Linked DNA regions of Homo sapiens: regions 2, 3 and 4 are each linked to region 1. Evidence: chromatin contacts called from ENCODE Hi-C or POLR2A ChIA-PET data. All regions are on one chromosome and are shown on one strand. Each heading gives the region's core, a stretch centred on a gene start or an enhancer-like site at or near the end of the contact. The rest is flanking DNA. Distances are from core to core; before and after follow the strand shown. Region 1 holds the start of PRLR (prolactin receptor). Region 2 holds the start of IL7R (interleukin 7 receptor). Region 3 overlaps SPEF2 (sperm flagellar 2). Region 4 overlaps CAPSL (calcyphosine like).

Region 1 (5,314 bases), core at 630-3,129:
TACACAACAGAGCAGAAAGCCAGCCCTGCCCTTCTTACCAGTGAGGTATGGATTAGCCACGCAACGACCAGTCTGTAAGCCAGGAGTACAGACGAGCCAAGCTGCCTGCAGCTGAGTGGGAACCACAAGGAGGAAAAGCCAAGTCCCTGCCTTCTAAGAGCTGACAGTCTGGAGTTACCCAGAGTGATCTTCTATTTCACTAACTGTTAAAATAGTCTGATTAGAACAACTATTGTAGAATTGAGTGACCCTTTGCTTTGCAAAGGTCATATAGAAATATTCTGCCACTGAGGATCTCATGTCGCCCAGTGGTTCTGAAAATAAATAGAAGTTGCGTACCTTCATGGACACCCATGAATGAAAGTAAATATACCCTAATCATCACAGGAAGCATGTGCGGTCTGCACGTGAAAGATGCATCTCCCATCAGCTAACAGAACCAGGTGGAGTCTATGTTTTAATAAGGACGTGTTATTGATCAGGAAGTATTAGGTTATTATGCCTAGGTAGTTGCTTCTGGGATTCCAGTCCAAAAGGATCACCAAAGCATCATGGGATTTTCAATGGCTTCCTGTGGCTTGGCAAATGCTCACTGCTAACTGTGATTTCCCAGTTATCCAGAGTAGCAGTCAAATCAAAGGGGAAAGCCTCATGTTTCAATAACTTAAAACAAAACAAAAAAAAAAACGGCCAGGCGCAGTGGCTCACGCCTGTAATCCCAGCACTTCAGGAGGCCAAGGTGGGTGGATCATGAGGTCAGGAAATCAAGACCATCCTGGCTAACAGGGTGAAACCTCATCTCTACTAAAAATACAAAAAACTAGCCGGACATGGTGGCACGCGCCTGTAGTCCCACCTACTCGGGAGGCTGAAGCAGGACAATTGCTTGAATCCAGGAGGCAGAGGTTCCAGTGAGCCGAGATGGGGTCACTGCAATCCAGCCTGAGCGACAGAGCGAGACTCTGTCTCAAAAAAACAAACAAAAACAAACAAAAAAAAAAACTCAGTAACCTTGGTTTAAAGTATTTCCTTGGTGGCCCTCTGGGTTGTGTAACAATCGGATGCATTAATTATTATGGCATCAAATGACACCAGCAACATACATAGTCAGAAATAACTATTTGATTCAGGCAGGTGCTATTATTTGTTTCAGCACTGTTAAATGTGGGGTTTTTGTTTTTGCAAGAGAAAAGGCGGTTGTGTGTGGTTTCAAGAAGAAGAAAAGTCAGAACAACATGCAGCCCATTAGAAAAGATAAATTCTTTATTTGTGGAAAACAACAGAAGTGGGGCTATTTAGGCACCGCCAATGTTTATTATATTCATATGGCAGAGAATAAACACAGCACACTAGAAGTTTGCGCTTTGGGTATTAAAAAAAAAAAAAAGCAAAACCTTCTTAGGTCACTGACTATCTTCTTTTGCTCCTTTCTATCTGACTCCTCAGGCAAGGTGCAATTCAAATCCCTGGAGAACCTCTCAAATATAGCTGCTGTTCAATGTTACTCAGAAATAAGGAAAGAAATTTGACACGGAGACACTCCACATCTTGGCTGCCTGGAAAAATATCATCTTTGAGGTCATTCAACTCACTAAGTCATTTTTATTATTGTTTTGTCTGTCTATTTTCTGGTACAGTCTCAATGAAAGATATGTGGCCCTAATCATGCAAAACCGATCTGGGGGGAATCAGTTGTTTCTTCAGGTCTTCGCAGGATTCCAGCTCCCCCAACTACCTCCGTCGCCTTCTAAAACTGGCAGGCTCTGGACGTTTTGCATGCTGAAGAAAATCACTGTTTTGCCTCCAGCAAGGAACATAAATGTTGCAACACTGACTCCTCCTCTCATGAAGAAAGAGTGAACAAGTGCACCGAGTTGAGCTTCTTCTCACAGAGCCACCGGGCTGGGGACCGGGGAGCGGAGGCTGAAATCCCCAGACGCCGGTTTTCTGGGCTGGGCTTTCTGCCTTACTCACTCCTTCTCCCTCTTTCTGGATTTTACCGACCGTTCGCGAAACAGCTTTCCACACAATGGAGCTTCATGTCCTCGTGCAGGAAGTACTCATCGACTGATGTGGCAGACTTTGCTCCCTGGCAAAAGTGAGTACCCATGGCGAGCTGAGGCCGCCTCCGACGGCGCGCGGCAGGGGCTGCGCGGGCGGCCGCTCTCCGGGATGCGGGTTCGAGGCCCGCGTGCTGAAGGGGAGAGCGGGGCCACCGGCGCGGGCTCCTGGAGAGAACGCCAGCCAGGAGCCAGAGTCGGCAGCCGGCGGGGAAGCCCGGGATCCGCCCGCCTCCCGCCCGGATGTCCCTTCTCAGAGGGGCTAAAAAATACTCTTAAGGTGCTTTGCCTCCACCACTGCCCCCAACCCCAGCTTTTACAAACTGCACTCGGCTCGCATTCGCCTTTGTCAAAGGCATCTTCACCTGTATCCTTGAGCATGAGTTTCGGCGTTGATTGTGGGATTCTCAGAATGCAAATTATTTGCGTCAAAATAAAAAGAAAAGAAAAAAAGAGCGGGGAGGGGGAAGGGGCGCAGACAGGTGATGTGATGAAAGCCGGACTCGAGACTCTCCCATCAGCAGCAGCCGCCGCCGCAGCAGCCTCGCGGGCATCCGGCGGGGAAAGTTTAGGGTTAGCAATGCTGACCTGAAAGGTGTTGCTCCTCCCAAAAGTCAGCGGGGGTAGGGGCAGATGAGCAGCCTCCGGGCCAGAAGCCGGAGCTGGACGGAGGCACCTAGGCAGAGGAATTGCAGCCCGGGAGGAAGCTGGAAGGAGAGCCCGCTGGAGAAGGGAGGAGGGAAGGGAAGAGGAGTTGGTTAAAGTCAGGCAAACTCAGGTAACTGGAGGGCCGGCCCGAGTGCTACGGCAGGGGAAGGCAAGGGCTGGAGTTCTGGCTCTTTGAGTAGAAAACTATCCTTTTAGTGACCTCTACCTGTATCCTGGGGAAGCAACCCACACTGCCCTGAAAACAAGCAACGTAGGGGATTCTATGACTGGACTTGAAAATGGTTGCAAAACATTATTATTAGTCTGGAGGGATCACTTTGTCTTCATTTGTCAAGTTGACCGGGCAAGATTTCCCACCTGAAATCGTGCTTCACTTGACCAGGGAAGTGCTGCTAATCCCAATCCTGACCATCAGCTGTGCAAACTTGGGCAAGATACTTACCCTCTCTGGGCTTCGATTTTTTTTCTGCAAAGTTTAGGGAATTAATTAATTATATATATATATTATAGAAATATATATAATATATATATAAATGTTTAATGAGGTGGAAGTGCTGAATAGTGCAAGAGAGGAGCAGATGAAAATATTAATTTCAGTGGTTCTTAAAAATTAGGGGTGATAGGTCCTTTTGAGAATTAGCTGTGAGTCCTCTTCCTGGGGCAAAATGCATATGGCATGTACATAAAATTTTACATGCAATCCCTGAGGGTTTGTGGATACTCCCTGAAAGCCATGCCTGAATCCCAGGTGACAATCCCTTATTCCTCCTCCTGTATCAAGACCACCCAGCCAACTCCTTGCTGCTGGTTGGGCTGACTGTGGGAGTAATCCACAGCCTTCTTGGGGGTCTGGAGTCAGCCACGCTGCTGAAGGAGACAGCTCCCCTGTCATGGGTGAGCTCCCCACATGCTCTCTCCAGAGCTCTACCAGCCTCTGACTCCAGGGGACCCCTCCTCACAACCCTTTTTAATGACTCTCCTAAGGCGACAGTCCTTACCCCTAGAATTTTCAGTCCCACCAACCCTGGAGAGCCATCTAAAGAGGATCGCTGTCTGAATCAGAGTGCTCTTCAGGTCACCTAGCTGGATGGCAGGGAGGCCAAGGCTTTGTTTGGAAATGAAGCAGTCTTTGCTCCCTGAGGCATAGTATGAGTAGGCAGCCATATTCTTTTGAACCTCTGTACTTTGCCTTTAGAGGACTAAGGACTCACATCTCTGGGGACCCTGGGTGTTCCACTAGCAGTGCCAGCAAGGCACATCAGAAAACACACAGGGCTTTGGAGCTCAACAGACTGGGCTTCAGATCTTGACTCCCACACTGAGCAAGCCTCTGAGTTTTCCTGAGCTTCACTTTTCCTGTCAGCACAATGAAAATAATGCTGCTTTTTTTTTTTTTTTTTTTTTGCATGGTTGTTGGGAGAATGGAAATACTATGAATCATGCCTAGCCCATAGTCAATGATAAACTTTTTCTTAATATTAATGTGGCACCATAAATAAGTGTTCAATAGTCTCATGCTTTTAAGAACAGCTTACTCTCTCTCTCCTATGGGGCTTACATTAGTAGAAGAATGAGTAAAATTAGTTCTGGTCTAGTTATGCACAAAAAGGAGTGGTGGCCTCAGAATACAGAGTCAGACTGGCTGTTCGAATTGTGCAGTGTCAAGGAGAGCACTATGTATTGCCGGCAAGTAAAGTATGTCCAGACCGGCGTGGATACTTGACCTGTCTCTCAGTTCTCTTTTGACCCATAATCTTGAGTACAAAACAGCTAGTGCTGTGCCTGCAGCTAAAAACAGCCAGGCATGGAAAGAAGTGTTGTGGCTGGGTCCATCTTCAGAAACTGTAGAGAGAAATATCTCCATTGTCATCTTTCACAGTTTGGCACAGATGTAGCCAACTCAGCATGTACTCTCTCTCCATGGGGTCCTGGTGCCTCCATTGCAAGTGGTCAGATGATGTAGCAATGAAAGAAGGAAACATCGGAAACTTAAAAGGAAATTGGATATCCACAGAGTAGCCAAAGATCTATCAGTATACTTTGGTGAGGTATTCCTGCATGCAAAGATAGCAATATTCATGCCTACTATTTACTGAGCCTTTAAGATGTGCTAAGCACTTTCACACATTGCCTCAATTAATTCTCATAGCAAGATTGCAGAGTATGAGTTATCATTTAAAGCTTTACCAGTAAAGAAACTGAAACATGGAAATGTACATACACCCCCCAACCCCACACCCCACATCCGCCTAGCTCAGGAAAGGCAGAACCAGGATCCAAGCCCAGGTCTGTCTGACTTTGGCACCCACTCTTTTTCCACTACCCAGTGCTCCCAAGCTCCCCAATATCAGGCACTTGCATCAGCCAACCGGATTAAGATTCTTCTAAAAGGCAGGAATAGCCAAATCTAGTGGGTGCTTTTAAGTGGTGTGAACATGTGCTTGGCTTGTGATACATATTAACGGGTAGCAACAACAAGATCACCTATGGGAGGATAATATTCCTGACCCTTCCCAAGCCCAGCCATTAGACTCAAGATTGGCAATATCCAACATTAGCAGGTGAGGCTGGCGCTCTGTCACTGA
Region 2 (5,320 bases), core at 1,414-3,913, 630 kb before region 1:
TTCTGGCCATTCCCAGAATCCATCCAGTTCACAGTTCTGCCACCAGCAAAAGCTCTTTATGTAGTTTCAGCAGGGTATGGCCCTCCTTCTGATGACAGCACGAAATAATGAGAGACAGCCCACTAATTTTGTAGACTTAGATTTCTTCCCTGTGCAGTGGTAGCTTTCTAAATGCAGTGGTTCTGACCTTACATGGCAGTCCTCACACTGTCCTGACATTTTCTCTTCCACCAATTCTATACACAGAACATGTATTATTATTTGGATTCAGACATCCTGTGGGTCGGCTTTGTCTTCACGATTCTTCAATAGAGACAGCACACTCTAGCAGATGTCAGCACCCACATAACAAAGGACTCCCACTGCCACTCAGTCTGGCAAAGCATACAATATACAATGAGCCATTTATACACTGTTTCCTGCACCTAAAATGGCTGTGTTTTAGGAAGCAGCTCACTGGCTTTTCAGTAGATATTATGGGGCAGAGTTGCTTTGTAACCAAGAAAAATTCCCTTCAATGACTTATAAAATGTGATGGCATTTTACAAAAAGAATATTCTACATGACGTGAGCTGAAAAATTCTTGGCTAAGAGTAGTTAATGTACACAGTGGTTAAGACCTGTGGTGTTAGAGCTGGACAGATGTGCGTTTAAATTCTGGATACTCTACCTGTGGTCCTCTGTCAGGTAGGCAACTTCTCTAAGACATGTGTTCTAATATGTAAACTCGTGCTATGAGCAATCACTGAATGGATATTTACAAAGAGGTAGCTTAGAACACAGTAAGGATTTAATAGGGATTAGCTATGAGTATAATATTTTCTGAGAAATAAGTAATGAAAAGGTAAAATAAGAATTCTAATTCTGAAAATATACATGAAACATTTGAGCTTCTCTTTAAAAAGTTTATGTCAATTGACGGTGTTATAATTACTATGGTTTTGAAATTACATAGAGCTTTTGAATAATGAGTTAATCTATTATTCTTTAAATGCTCAATAATTAATATTATTCATATTTAAATAGGTATCTAGACATATTTATCCATAAAAATTTAAATTGTGTGGAATATGTATCATAGGCAAGCCAGTGTCATCTAGAAGTCTTCTTCCTACTGAATGGAGTTAGTTGATTAATAGTGTAAATGATTTGGATTTTTAAAAAGTATCCCTTTCTTCTCTTGATCATCCTTGTGATGATCAGAAAATTGACAACTTTCAACAAGCAGCAACTGAATGTGAATTCCTATACCCCAAACTGGGAAGTATTTTGACGTAATCATGTGAATAGGGTAATTATACATCTTCTAAAAAATCTGAAACTTAAAAAGTTGGAGTGAAAACCCAGCTTTCAACTAGCATTCTTATATATTTTAAAAATAGTATGATCACCAGGGTGAACTAGTGAGTATAGATGACATGAAAGAGAGTAAGATTTATGTTTCCTGCCTCCCATCAGTCTTTGTGGAAATCCAAGGCAAAGTTTAGCATAGAATAATAATCATCCCCCATAAAGTGAGTCATATACTGTAAAAAATGTCAAACTCTCTGACAATTCCCTTAATGAGAAAATTCTAGGGATTTCCATCCTTCGTAATTACATGACTCAAAATGCATAAGCTGAGTCATTAGGCTGATGTGTTTGATATTGTCTATAGCCAAATAGTTTTTAACTCTTAAAGAGAAAGGGCTTAATTTGCAGGAGCAAGTTGATGGTCTAAATTCCCACATGCCTCCTGCTGCTGTTAGAAGCTTCTGCCTAGTTTTGTTATAATTACAATGTGTTTATGTATGGGCAGGGTTGGCTTCTCGGTACTAAGTTTTTTAGATCCCAAAAAGAATTATTACATATGGCCAATTTGTTGGTGTGGAGGCAATTCAGTGTATTTCAATGAGTAAACTCATTTAGATCTTTCTCTAGTCAGTTATTTACTTAAAATCTCACATAAATCTCTCAAAACTAAAGTATTTTGAAAACACTTTCAAAAGTTATTGGATGTCTACTATATTCTAGCCACTGATTTAGGTGCTGAGGATATAGCACTGGTCACTGAAGACAAAGCTATTGCTTCTGTACATTACCTTATCCTGAAAGTTATGCTTTCAGGATTTCTTAAAAAGTCAAACAAAATGAATCCAGTTTGATCTCCTGACAAGGTAAAATTACTTTGGACATTTTCCTACAAGTACAGTCATAGCATCTACATGAGCATTCTTTTTGTAAGAGCAGAGTAATCATTCAACATTTAAGATCTACACTTGGGAGTGAAATGCATTCCTTCTTGAGAATACTGAGGTCTTATAAACCACCCATAGTATTGATCCCCTGCCCCCTGTCATGGTGGTTAAACATTAAAAAAAATGACTGAATATGTGGGAAATTCTCAAACTGCATTCAAACCCAGTGCCTGACTCAGGTCTGTTAGGGAACTGAATAACCTGAAACCATGCTACAGATAATCCAAAATCCATAAGAAAACTTAGAAATGACTCACCATTTTGAGCATAGCCACTTTCTCCAGAAACGACTTGAAGTAAAGAAAAAACCATGCCAAAAGTTGTACCTAGAATTGTCATTCTGAGAGAGATAGAGAGAGAGAGTAGATGTGTGAGCCAGTGTGTATGAAATGAATGAGAGTAAGAGGAAGGGAGGGAGGGAGGAAGACAGAGAAGCTTAGATCTAGGGCTTTATACTTATCTAACCACAGACAAGGGAAGTATAAACACAGCAAAAAAGAAGGCAAGTTCCAGAAACAGGAAGTCTGAGTAAAAGTATTGCTGCTGTAAGCAGAGGTCAAGGACATGAAGAGACAGAGCCTCTGAAATTATTGTTCCTCCTGGATATTCCCTGCAGCCCCCACACTTACTGTGCTTACATCAGAGTAAGGCAGTAGATTCACACCTAGGCTCAAGCTATCTTAGGCTAGAGGCTACTTTATTTTTTTAATTTTTATTTTTTTGAGACAGAGTCTTGCTTTGTTGCCCAGGCTGGAGTACAATAGCATGATCTCGGCTCACTGCAATTTCCACCTCCCAGGTTCAAGCAATTCTCCTGCCTCAGCCTCCTGAGTAGCTAGGACTACAGGCAAATGCCACTATGCCAGCCTAATTTTTGTGTTTTCAGTGGAGACGGGGTTTCGCCATGTTGGCCAGGCTTGTCTCGAACTCCTGACCTCAAGTGATCTGCCTGCCTCAGCCTCCCAAAGTGCTAGGACTACAGGCATGAGCCACCGCTCCTGACTAAGGGCCCACTTTAAAAGAATCTGAAGACAAAAATTCAAACTTACAAAGTGAATCAATTGGTTGTTTGGAGTGAGTTTTGATTTAAAGAAACAGTCTGCACTATGTGAAGTACTTTATTGTGGGTTTATTTTAAATAGCTTACCTCCAACTTCCAAGTTTCACAAGAATAGCAGTTTTTCTCTTTTGTTCTCTGTGTATCCCTGGTATTTACTCATATCTTACACACCACAGTAGGCATTCAAGAATTATTTGTTTAGGGCAGGGGCTGGCAAACTATGACCTAGGGAACAATTTTTTAAAAAATTATTCATTTATTTTTTCTTTTTCAAAAGATCTTTTTTTTTCCCAAGTAAGCCTTGGGACCAAATTTAATCTACCACCTGTTTTTGCAAATAACGTTTCATTGGAATACAGCCTCACCCATTTGTGTATCATCTACAGCTGCTTTTATGCAACAATGGCAGAGCTAAGTAGATGAGATAGAGATTGTATTGTACAAAAGGTGTAAAATCTTTACTATCTGACCCTTTGTAGAAAAAGTCTGCTGACCTCTTGTTTAAAGGATAAAGTAGGTACTTTCTTAGTGTATTTAAAACAGGATTCTATTTGTGAAAATTTGATTGCCACACAACTTTTCAGGTACACATAGTACATATGAACTAAATTAGTGCCTAGGTATATGGGGCAGAAATCTGAGACCATGGCATAGAAAATTCAGACTCCCCCAAACCTGAATGCCAGTCAAAAGCCTTCCTAATATGGCCTCATGGTTAAAGTGGTGATATTTGTAAAGCCTGACTGCTTCTTGGTAACTGTTAGATTTTTTTTTCTTTTTCTTGAAAAAAATAATCTAACCTGGATTCAGGCCATAAAACTCTATGCTTGATTCACAGTGGCTCTCTTTTGGAAAAATGCCACAAGACTGCAGTTATAAGGTGAGGAGTGCAGAGAAACTAAGTGATCAGTGAGTTATGAACTTCTGTTGGATTCACTGTCATTAGGTAGAATTGCTCCCATGGGCCTGTGAAATGGCTAAAATTAGCAGAGACAAGCAACAACCCCCCAGGTGTAAAGCAAATCGAAGAGACTTTAAAAGACTCATGATTTAGCTTGTCCCATCATTACAATTATTTGACAATAACGAAGTAACAAAAAAAGGAGGTGGGACATTTGTACCAGTCTCTGGATCCTCCTTTTCAGTTTTAAGACAGACTCCGTCTGCACCAGTTATAATGCCACACTTTGGAGTATAGGCTCAAGGAATACTTCGGAGCAAGAATCCAACTGAAGGGGACATATTCCATCTTCTCCATTTGTCAGGGCCTTCTCTGGGCATTTCAAAACCCTTCCAAGCCAAATAAAGAGTGACAATTTTGTGCATCGATAATAATTTATGCCCTCATTTCTAATCTTGTTTTGAAAGCTTGGTTAGAAAATTGTAAGCCTGATTCACAAAAATTGGTATGTTTTGTACACTGAGCTAAATACCCTTTCAAGAAAGCTATAATTACAGATTCCCATGAATTAAGCTAATGTTCAAGGAGAAATCCCAAATTATATCTATCTACCAATGCAAATCTCCTAAACTGCTAACAGATTGTCACTTCATGGGTGAGTAACTGGGTTATGTCTCTTTAAATTCTCTTGTTTATCATTTAAGTGGACTATCATTTTGATTGTATCTCTTTCCTTTAGTTGTGAAGATGTAAAAGAACAAAGCCAAGACACAATATTTTGGTACAGCATGTGCTGGTTTGTTCTGGGGATTTCCACAGGGGTGCTTACTCTTGGGTGGGGCAGGAGATGCTGAAAAGACCTCAGAGAGAAGCCTAAAGTGTGGGGAGCTCAAAGAAAAATGACATGCGTCACCAGTCCTTCTAGAGATTGTGGGGGAACAACAGTGCCTTCTCTCTTTCCTCACTCAGGTCTTGTTAGTCCTTTGGAGACTTAGAAAAGCTGAGGAAGAACCACCTAGTTCACCCTATCCCCCAGGTAACAAACATTTACTATATTACTTTGTCATTACTTTTGTGAGACAAGCACAGAAAGAAGAAAAGAGGATGAGGAACACTATTTGG
Region 3 (5,244 bases), core at 982-3,481, 590 kb before region 1:
GACAAAATTGAATATCTGTTCATAAAAATAACTGTCAGGTGGTAAAGTAGGAGGAGTGAGGGCAAATTATTATTTTAAGAAGTCTGACAGTAAAAGAAAACAGAGAGAGAAAGAGAGAAAAGTAACTCTAGGCATAATTAGAGTAGTGTTATGGGAAAGAGATTTCCCCCATATCTTTAAGTCTTGAACAGGTTTATATGCTGAGGGGAAGTGGCCAGAGGAGAGAGACCAAAAAAAGAAAATATTGGAAATAATGATGGACTAGAGTTTTAGAGGTTGGGGAGGGATTAGGACCTATAGCATGATAGGAGCAAACAGACTTTAAGAGGTTTGGTACTCTGGGACTGAAGGGAAGGATGAGAGAATAAGTATGGATGCAGAGGTTACATGAAGCAGCAAAGCTGGGCACTGTTAGAGGTAAGAGGAAAAGTGAAAAGGCTCACATTGGACATTCTTACAGCTCTCAGAGATTCCCATCTCGAAGGGAGGCAATGTGGTGTGGAGGAAAGAGCATGGGCTTTGGCATTGGTCTCTACTGGAGTTGAATCACAGCTCTGCCTGAGCCTAGTTGGGCAATCCTGTGCAAGTCACCTAACCTCTATGATACTCTGTGTCCTCACCTGTAAAGGGGAAAGTAATAGCAAACCCAGAGCATTATTACAAGGACAAAATAAGAAAATTATGCAGGCAACATAGCACACCTCATAACCCATAGCAAGTGCTCAGTACATGCTATTCTCATTTCTGTTGCCTTTATAAAGAAAATAGAGGTGGGACCAACATTGTGGGAAATAAAAAAGACATTTGGATCAGAGCTTGTGGGAAATGCAATGAGATGTTTACTAAAGACGTGTGAAAATAAGTGAGTAGTAGCAAGGTCAGATAAGATTGCGGTTATGTGTTAAATAGATCATGCTATGATAAGCAAATAGGGGTAGGAGATAAACGTGCAAACAGTGGAAGAAGTGAGAGAGACTCTGGCTCATGCCCAGTCACCATACCTGCTTCATTCTGATGATGATTAAGAGACTCTGATCTGGCAAAGACTGACCAGGAGACCCTTTGTGTGCTGGTTGCCATCCCACTGCTTAGAGGAGTTAATGAGCCTCAAAAGAAAGATTCTACAATTTTCCTATTTAACAACATTGTGCCACAAAATTATTATGGGAATGCTGCTTGCTCTGCTTCAGTGTTTTTCTATTGCAATGTATTGTTGCCTTGTCTCGTTCAGTTCTTAATGAAATGTGGATTCACTTACTGCCTATGTCCTTATGATATTTTATTGATTTGAACTCTGTTTTCAGATATTCTTCTCCTCCCTTCTGTAGAATTACTAGAATTACCCTGTTGGTTCACATGTGAATCAGCCAAATTGAAATTTTGTAATCTCAGGTAGGGCTTCTTCTCCATCTCCCAAGCACATGACTGGGTCAGTATCCTCCATTAGCTTGAAGACAAGTGCTCTTGGAGTAGAGCTTCAAGTGAACTTTAGCCCACAAGAAGCAAAATTAGGAAATGTGTCTCTTTGTAGAATTAGAATTAGAATTCCCATTAACAATAAGAATTGTCTTGGGCTGCTCATTGACTTAGTGATCAATTTAAATGTGATTTTCCCACATATTTTGCACAAATGTATCAACATAACATAAAGCTGCTATGGTTTTTAGTCTTAGGTTCTGGGGCACAGCAACAAAGCAAATACACAAAACTCTGACCTCACAGAACTTACAACTGACTGGAGTGATAGATGAGAGAGTAAATATACTGTAGTTTGTTAGATGTTGATAAGGGCGATGGGAAAAAAAAATAAGAGTGGGGGTAAGATGTGGTGAGTTGCTTCTATTTTGTATGAGGTAGTAAGAGAAGGCTTTATTGATAAAGTGACATTTGAGCAGAGACCCGGAGGAATTTGTGGGACAAATAATGCAGAGATGTGGGAGGAAAATCATTCTAAGCAGAGAGAATAGCAAGCACAAAGGCCCTGCGGCAGGAGTGTACCCGGTGGGTTCTAAGATGTGCAAGGTAGTTTTGTCACTTAAGCAGTGAGAAAGGGGAGAACAGTAGATGGGGTCAAAGAGGCAGGGAGGGTAAGATCAAGATGGGACTTGGGCTGGATTCTGGGTGACATAGGACATAGAGGGTTGGAGCAGAAGTGTGACATGGCCTGACTCGCATTATAAAAGGCTCCCTCTGGCTGCTGTGCTTAAAAACAGCCTGTAGGGCGAGCAAGAACAGAAACAGGATCACTGGTTACCCGGATACTGCAGTAATCCAGGCAAGAGATGGCAAAGGCTTGGACCAGACTTCCTGCGACAAAGGAGTAAAGAAGATCACATTCTAGATGCATTTTCAGGGTCTATCCTACTTGATGTGCTGATAGGCTGGAGGTGGGATATGAGAGAAAGAGGCAACTCAAGGATGACTTCAAGTTCTCTGGTCTGAACAGCAGGAGGACACAGTTGCCTAAAGTGAAGGAGGACTTAGAGGAGCAGGTTTGCGGAAGAGGAAAATCAGAAATTCACCTCGGACACGCTGAGTTTGAGATGACTATTAGCCATCCATGTGGAAAATGCGGGGCCATTAAGACAGAGAAGTTTGGATTTTGGACGAAGGTGGGAATAGAAATTTCAGTGTTGGGAGCCTCTGTAATACCCATGAAGTCATGGAAATCGATGAATCATCCAGAGCTTGACTGCAGATGGAGAAGGCTGATTCCTGGGGCCCTCCTAACTCAGAGGTTGAGCAGAAGAGGAGGATTCAGCCAATGAGGAGACCCACAGGGGTTATCATAGAAGCAGCCCAGCCACCAAGAATACATCACCATTCTTGAAACAGTTTATTGATAAGTGTCATTGAATTTGAGTCACCAACTTATCAAGCGAAAAGATGAAATTGTACATCTATCTATGAAGGAAATATATTCTATTAAGAAATAATTATGAATAGATGATGGGAACAAAGCTTTACTAGCAGTTCAATAATGCAGCCTTCTTCTTGGCTATTGAAATAAACCTGGAAATTTTACTGCATATGGAGAAAGAACTGTAAGATGTACCTAGAAGCACTGTGCTGATGTGGAGTTTTGGGGAAATTTTCACTATATCTGCCTAATGTAGATACCTTTCATAGGGAGTTTTCATGACTTATTTTTGAACATCTTGTTTTGGGGCCTTCCATTTTCAGAATCACTTCAAAATGCATTCCTGCTTACTTTGGATTTTTACTTTGGATTTTTTTCTCTCTTTATTATGAAATATTCTCCAAGTTAAGGAAGGTTCCATTTTCAATGCCGATAATGAACTGGTAGGGTTCATTTCTATACTTAAAATGGTAACATATATGACAAACACCATGGTCACATTTAATTTTTGGAAGATTTATTGCAGAATTAAAAAAATCACACTCTTTTGTCTTCATTTCTTTTCCTCTGTATGTCTTGAAGGTGATCTCTCTCCATCACTTCCTTGTACATGTTCACTCCTTTGGAGAATTATTTTAATATCCTAAGACAAAAGATTCAAAGAGAAGTTACAAATACTAATAAAGGATGATCAATACTATACTATACAAATACTAATAAATGATCACATAGTACATGGCAACCATTAAACAGTTTTTATTTCTTTTTTTCCACTGAGCAAATTTCTCCATTTAGTTTTAATCCCACCCTGAGACTTACTACTTGTATGTTTGGAAAATTATCTAAGATCTTGGACCCTCAGTTTCCACACCTAATAATGGAGTTGTCATATTAGGTTAATTAACATTTGTAAAAGCAGTTACACAGAACCTGGCATATAATGAATGGGCAAGTTAAAAGATTGTTTCCTTATGAATGAACAAAAAAACCAGTATTCACCCTCTATGAAAGTAAATGCTAATGCTAAATTAATCATGTCTATAGATTTGTAGAATTTTAAAACAAAAGATTACTTTCCTGAAATTGTCTCATTCTTTCATTGTAAAAACATCAGGGAAAGAATGACCTGTTTTACATTTGCTATACAGCTATCTTACATCTTAAATCACAGATATTTTTCAAAATATATTTAAACTATTATTACAATGTAGAAGGAGTACCAACATGTGAAAAATACAGAACTGCATTTAGGTAGCTTTTAGGTTTTTTTTTTTATTTCACAATTTTAGAGAAGTATTTTAACAATATAAGTTCCTTTTCCTCAGAGCTGAGTTTCAAAGGCTTCAATTTGACTGTGATCATTTTAGTTGAGAAGACATGAGTTTGTTCACCATATGTGCTGACCCTTGCCAATTGACATATGCACTGCTTCTATCAGTCACTGCGAGGAATCATAGTGAATCATTTTCTTTAGAGATCTTGTTCCTTGAAAACACAAATCTCCTAAAGCCAAAGGTCAATGCTAAGTGAACCAAGTGGAAAAGAAAAGCTGCTCCCCATTGACTTTTCTAGTCTTACCCAGTATAATTCTTCCATTTATTATTTATTTTTTTTAGAAATAGAGTTTCGCTCTGTCACCCAGGCTGCAGTGCTGTGGCATGACCATAGCTCACTGCAGCCTCAATCTCCAAGGCTCAAGAAATCCTCCCACCTCAGTTTTCTAAGTAGCTGGGACTACAGGCACATGTCACCATGTCCAGCTAATTTTAAAATTTTTTATAGAGAGGAGTCTTGCTCTGTTGACCAGGTTTCTCTCAAACACCTGGCCTCAAGCAATCCTCCCACCTCAGCCTCCCAAAGTGCTGGGATTACAGATGGCAACCACTGTGCCCAGCCCACTACAATTCCTAATAACATGTCTTCTTTATATAGTATGTTTATAATAACTAATGTCATTTTAATATTATCAAAAGTTAATTTGAGGATTAAGGAATAAGCTAACTTGTGATTATCTGACACTCCATAGCAAGGGGAAAATGATAAGCTCCAGATATATTTAAACCAGTCTTAGCTAAATTTATAGCTGAAATCAGGGACCACAATTTTCAGTAGCAGTGAATGGAGAAGAGCCTGTGAAAGCCAGAAAATGTTTGACACTGGTGCTTTGAAAACACAAAGCACTGAAGCAGCTATCATATTTTGTTATAAAGATAAAGGAGAAGCTTAGAGAATATTTTAAAGTCAGGTGCCCTGAAGACAAGAGGGATGAAAGTCTCCTTCAGTTCGCACTTATAATTATAGGTATGTTATCCTAATGTAATTGGGTCCTGATTCATTTGTTTATAAGATATTTTCTGGTGATATTCTAATGTTAACATTAAAAG
Region 4 (5,062 bases), core at 920-3,419, 670 kb before region 1:
AAATTTACAGGAGATCAGAGAATTTGCGATTCAGGCCATTCCCAATATAAGTTGAGTCTCAGAAAACAAGCAAACACCTAGCTAAGAGTAACTGATGGCTTTTTCTGAAATGATCAAATACATTAGCTCTGACCTCTGGCTTGACGTCATCTGACTTCCAAGTGAGGTTTAATGCTTCCTTTATCTTTTGCCCATCTTGGATTCCTTCTCCATTCTCCAACAGAGCCAACTCAACTCAGGTCACCCCATCCCACTGGGGGAGTTTGGGATGGAAGGATGGGTGACGATACCAGTCTCAATCATGTATTGGTGTTTCAGTTAGGGTTTGCTTTCAATTGCAAGAAATAGGAAATCTTATTATACACTGGAATACACAAATTAGGTTTTATTTTTTATTCTACTTGATGTTCTCACTTGAGTGGCTTAAAGAGAGCAGAGCTGAAGTCTTTGTGATTTTCCTGGCCTTTCCTTCATGATCTCAAGATGGTTGCCTAACTTCAGCCAGCACATCTGAGTTTCAGGCAGCAGGACAAAGGAGGGAGAAGGAGGGAACGAGAAAGGGCTGGAGCCTGCATCAGGAAAGCAAAGGCTTCCCTAGAAATTCATGTCAAATTTCCTTTGTATCTTATTGGTGAGAACTCTATTACTTGGCCATCCCAAGCTGAAGCTGCAGAGGAGTCTGGGAAAGTGAGTTTTGAGTTTTTCAACTTCTGTGGGAGAGAAAAGCTAGGGATAGGATTATTACAGTGGATGTGGAGGGAGTCTCATTCAATGGCTGTCATCCCTGGCCAACAAACAGACAATAGAAACAATAACAAACTAAAAATATCGGGAGTTTGATAATTTTTAATTAAAAAATAATTAGCTGTAAAAAATGTTCCTCAAACTGTCATGGTAAAGTGCACCGTCAAAATGGCTCAGGGTCTCGTGGGTAACTCTTTTAGTTTACTTGCTATTTGCTGTAAAATGATCCACTTACTTTGTTGGAGTATTTCACCAGCCTGCAACTTTTTGAGGACTGAGACTTTATCTTAATTATCTTTGATATTCCCAGTTAAATTACTGTAGTGTGCACAACAATTAACTGGGATGTTTAGATTTTTAAGAAGTAAATTCCACAACCACCTGCTTCAGAGATTCTGATTTAGCAGGTGTGGGGTACAGCCTGTGGGCCTAGGCTTATGACAGACACCCCAGGTTGTCCTGATGCAGGTGGTGTGGACCCACACTGATAAACATTTCCCTGGAACCTCACACAACATGAGAAAGATAGAAAGAGGGCAATAATGATGTGTGAAACTTAATGTAATCCCTTAATGAGGGAATTGAAAAGCAGAGGCTGAGGAATCCAAAGGAGGAGAGGAATAAAGAAGTTCAACAAAGGGGGATGCTAATGGTATCCTAATTTTGACAGAGGCTCTATGCATGTATTGTAGATGTGTATTTACAGTTCAACTATGAGCTGAGTTCAAATGCCTTTCTTTCTACTGCCCTTCCTTATGTTTTTAGTGGGAAGGGGTGGTATGAAAGACAACTGTGGATCCAGTGACTTTTCTTTTCTGGTCACTTATAATTTCAATAGGACCAGTGGGTCAGTCATCTCTTATGATTCTTGGAAGGCATAGGTATGTCCCCAACCGATCATGTCAACCAACATGATTAAATTAGAGTGTACATATTATCTAGACCTGTTAAAAATAAGACTAATAACTGTCTTTTCTCCTTCCCCAAAGGAAAGTAATATAAAATCCCCACACAGATAAACACATTAGTCAATATTTCAAAGAGATGGTCATGGGTGTAGAGTGGAGAGAAGCCAGGATGGGTGGGAGGCATGAAGCAGGGGTAAGCTTTTTATTCACCCTGGGCCTTGAATGAGTTATTTATGTGTTAGAAAAGCATGCAACCCGGGAGCGTTTAACTAGAAATCTGTTTCTTCACCCACAGGAGAGAACTCCATTTTTGGAAAGGGAAAACATCACTTACCCTGACACAAGGACATGACATGTTGTTTCTGACGTGTCACAGAAAGACAGAAATAACTACAGTTGCAGAGCACTTCCTTCTTACTCTGAGTTTCAGTCTCCCTTACCTGAACCGACGGGCTCCCACCCTTAGACAAAAGATGACAACCTATGCGTCACTTTCCATTTAGGTTGGCTTAGAAACTTTCAAGACTTTCTTTCTCTCTTCCTAGGTGCTGTTCTCACACCATCCTCAGCTTCACTTGTTCTTTTGTTTTAGATCAGTTCCTCAGCCATGATCACATACACAAAGAAATCCTCTATTTCCCTTCTATTTACAGGTGCACAAGGTGGGCGCCCATTGACAGAGTGAGAAGCAAAGTTTCGTTTTTGTTTCTAACTTTTCCACTGCAGGTGACCCCTGAGGAGTTCATGAACTACTATGCAGGTGTGAGCGCATCCATTGACACTGATGTGTACTTCATCATCATGATGAGAACCGCCTGGAAGCTTTAAGCACATGACCTGGGGACCAGGCCCTGGGACAGCCATGTGGCTCCAAATGACTAAATGTCAGCTCAAAAACCAGAATCGTATTTGATTTCACACTCATCCTAATGTTTTTTTCTGTGTCAAAATATTGCATTTTCTGGGGCCAAAAAACAGGCAGAAATAAAAGACATTGAGTAGCCAACTGTGAGTTTGCCTTGCCTAAGACTGTTTCCTTTGTTCTAAAATAGGACTTAAATAAAATGAGCTCTGTAAAGCTCCTAGTGCTGTGCTGATACATGCAGGTGTCTAATCAACTTTAGGTTTTATCCCTTGGCCATTAATGAAAGCTTGAGTATTTTAATTAAAACCCTCACCCATGCACCCATAGTTTTTCTTCACCTCCTTTTAGATGATCCTTTTCTAGGTGAGATGATAATATATCTCTTTTTATGACTGATTGTAAGTCTTTAAGTGTTTCAGTCTCATTTGGGGACCAGAAGAAGACCACGTGTTAGCCTCAATTTCTACAAGCAAATCTTGAGTTTCACTGCTTAGGGTTTAGGGAAGCCGCAGTTTGACAAATAGATTCAAAATGATTTATTTAATAGTCATTTTAAAGACTGGTGTGAGTGAGGAGGCTATTTCTTTGAGCAGTAGATCCACGCCTGTTCATGGTACTCCTGTGGCTGAAGTTTTGAAACTGGGCTGGGCGCTCAGATTTTATCTGGGACATCTTGCGCTGTGTGTGGGCAGGCTATTCCAGAAAGCCTTCACCTGGTGGAATGTTTATCTCTCCCCTCTCTGCTTTCTGCCAATTGTGTTGAAATTCCCACCAGCAAGGGCTGGGTGCAGTGGCTCACGCCTGCAATCCCAGTACTTTGGGAGGCTGAGGTGGGTGGATCACCTGAGGTCAGGAGTTCAAGGCCAGCCTGTCCAACATGGTGAAAACCCTGTCTCTACTAAAAATAAAAAAATTAGCTGGGCATGGTGGCACATGCCTGTAATCTCAGCTACTCCAGAGGCTGAGACATGAGAATTGCTTGAACCCGGGAGGCAGAGGCTGCAATGAGCTCAGATCATGCCACTGCACTGCACTCCAGCCTAGAGCAAGACTCTGTCTCAAACAAACAAACAAACAAACAAAAATTCCCACCAGCACAAGGAGGTTGGGTGTGACACGGACTAGGATTTCAATAATATTCCAAAGCAGGTTTTCCATCTTGATGCTTCATGGCTTAACACCTCCTCCTCCCAGCACTAAGCTTTGGCTTCATATCGTTGATGTGTAGGACTCTGCCCATGAAAGGCTACTAGAAGCAAAGATAGCCCAGAGGCTGGAAAATAGATAAGAAAACTACAGCTCTCCTTCTGTGTCTTCTGTATCTAGGGCCAGAGATAAAAGCACAGTGACCAGCCTCTGGTTATGGTGCTGGAGACAATGCCCACCCACCTTGCTGCTGGGTGAAATACCTCCTTTTGACTCTGTCCTTAGCTGCACTCATCCCCCAGTTTGCAGACAGGATTGGGTTAATAGTCTTCTTTAAGATCTTATATACTTAATTGGCTCTGGATTTAGGGATTGAACACACTTGCCATATTTTGTATCAATTCACTGTTTAGGTTTTATTTCATACGCTTGGAAGTTGAGATTCGGATATGTATTAATTTAAAACATGTGAAAACCAGTGCTGCTACATAGGCATTATAGTAGTTATTAAGTAACTTGTTGAGATGCTCAACTTTTTCTTGAGGATGGTGTATCCCCGTATTACCAGAAACTAGTTTTGTTTTTGTTTTTGTTTTTTTACTTAATTGCACAATTGCACAAGTTTGATTTTGTATTGGATTTATTATCTCTGCTCATATAGAGGTTGGTTAGGCCAAAGATACCAAGTGTTATGAAGAAATATGTAGACTTATGTAGAAAACCAGAAGAAATTGTGAAGAAATGTATAGAAAAAAATCCATATATTTTTGCAGCCTGTGCCTTGTAGACTGTGGCTAAGGAGAGGTCCCCTATTTCCTGGGGATGATGGGTTTCAAGGCTTTTGCTCTAGAAAGATTCTTGTCTTTGATTCTGGGTATGACTCATGCCTCAGCTTAACTGAGGCTATAGAGTGAGCATGTGATTCTGAGCAAGGACCAGGTTGCAGCTATCAGCTTAGTCTTCTCCAGTGATACTTTGCTTCCTGTCAAATGGGGGCACAGGGCACAGCTATCCAATTTCAGATAACCCATACTTCATAGTGTATTTGGTCACATTTAGTTGCTTCTCTTCTAGCGGTTTGGGTTCTGGGCCCATGAGCAAGGTTCCACCAAGGCCCTTTCACCCTCTGGAAACAAAATCTGCTAATAACCTAATGGTCAAGGGTCACTGCACTCCAATTCTCATTCTCCTTTATGGCTTCTGGCACAGTCACGAATTATGCATTATTTAGCTCTACTCCTTCTAGTAGGAGTGGGAGGAAAAGAGAAGAGACATTTAAAGAAATCATTTGCTAACACTCTTCTGGATATATTTTTTGTTTATTTAACTTACAGATTTTAAAGCTTACTCCGTTTACAATTTAAAAAATAAGCCCTTAGTTCAGAAGGCAAAACACAAT

Evidence for each region. A loop is a pair of places that touch in the nucleus more often than their neighbours do. ChIA-PET counts read pairs that join two places held with the same protein, here RNA polymerase II (POLR2A). Pooled maps may share reads with other maps.
Region 2: a loop to region 1 is called in a map with no recorded cell type, with 4 times the contacts of the local background. The contact joins the promoter of IL7R here to the promoter of PRLR in region 1. A Hi-C loop is called at or near these places in 1 of 37 single-sample maps with no recorded cell type and 1 of 50 pooled maps. POLR2A ChIA-PET finds 5 or more read pairs at or near these places in 2 of 52 experiments (K562 and MCF 10A).
Region 3: a pooled map shows a loop between it and region 1 (9-fold over the local background). The contact joins the enhancer-like site here to the promoter of PRLR in region 1. A Hi-C loop is called at or near these places in 2 of 37 single-sample maps with no recorded cell type and 2 of 50 pooled maps. POLR2A ChIA-PET finds 5 or more read pairs at or near these places in 1 of 52 experiments (HEK293).
Region 4: a loop to region 1 is called in a pooled map, with 3 times the contacts of the local background. The contact joins the enhancer-like site here to the promoter of PRLR in region 1. A Hi-C loop is called at or near these places in 2 of 37 single-sample maps with no recorded cell type and 2 of 50 pooled maps.

What each region holds. Positions count from the first base shown.
Region 1 is chr5:35,227,052-35,232,365 of GRCh38, reverse strand. PRLR (prolactin receptor) reads left to right here and starts at 1,879. Exons shown (of 10, transcript NM_000949.7): 1 at 1,879-2,098.
Region 2 is chr5:35,854,234-35,859,553 of GRCh38, reverse strand. IL7R (interleukin 7 receptor) reads right to left here and starts at 2,663. Exons shown (of 8, transcript NM_002185.5): 1 at 2,495-2,663. The coding sequence starts at 2,576.
Region 3 is chr5:35,812,723-35,817,966 of GRCh38, reverse strand. It overlaps SPEF2 (sperm flagellar 2), which reads right to left. Exons shown (of 37, transcript NM_024867.4): 37 at 3,356-3,503. The coding sequence ends at 3,414. Among named protein-coding and RNA genes, the nearest start is that of IL7R, 42 kb to the left of the region's middle. Within about 2 kb of position 2,231, at least 3 of the 41 ENCODE cell types and tissues checked have a DNase peak (open chromatin) inside an H3K27ac peak, as active enhancers do.
Region 4 is chr5:35,901,963-35,907,024 of GRCh38, reverse strand. It overlaps CAPSL (calcyphosine like), which reads left to right. Exons shown (of 5, transcript NM_001042625.2): 5 at 2,379-2,737. The coding sequence ends at 2,480. Among named protein-coding and RNA genes, the nearest start is that of CAPSL, 34 kb to the left of the region's middle. RefSeq lists an enhancer at 2,331-2,430. Within about 2 kb of position 2,169, at least 2 of the 41 ENCODE cell types and tissues checked have a DNase peak (open chromatin) inside an H3K27ac peak, as active enhancers do.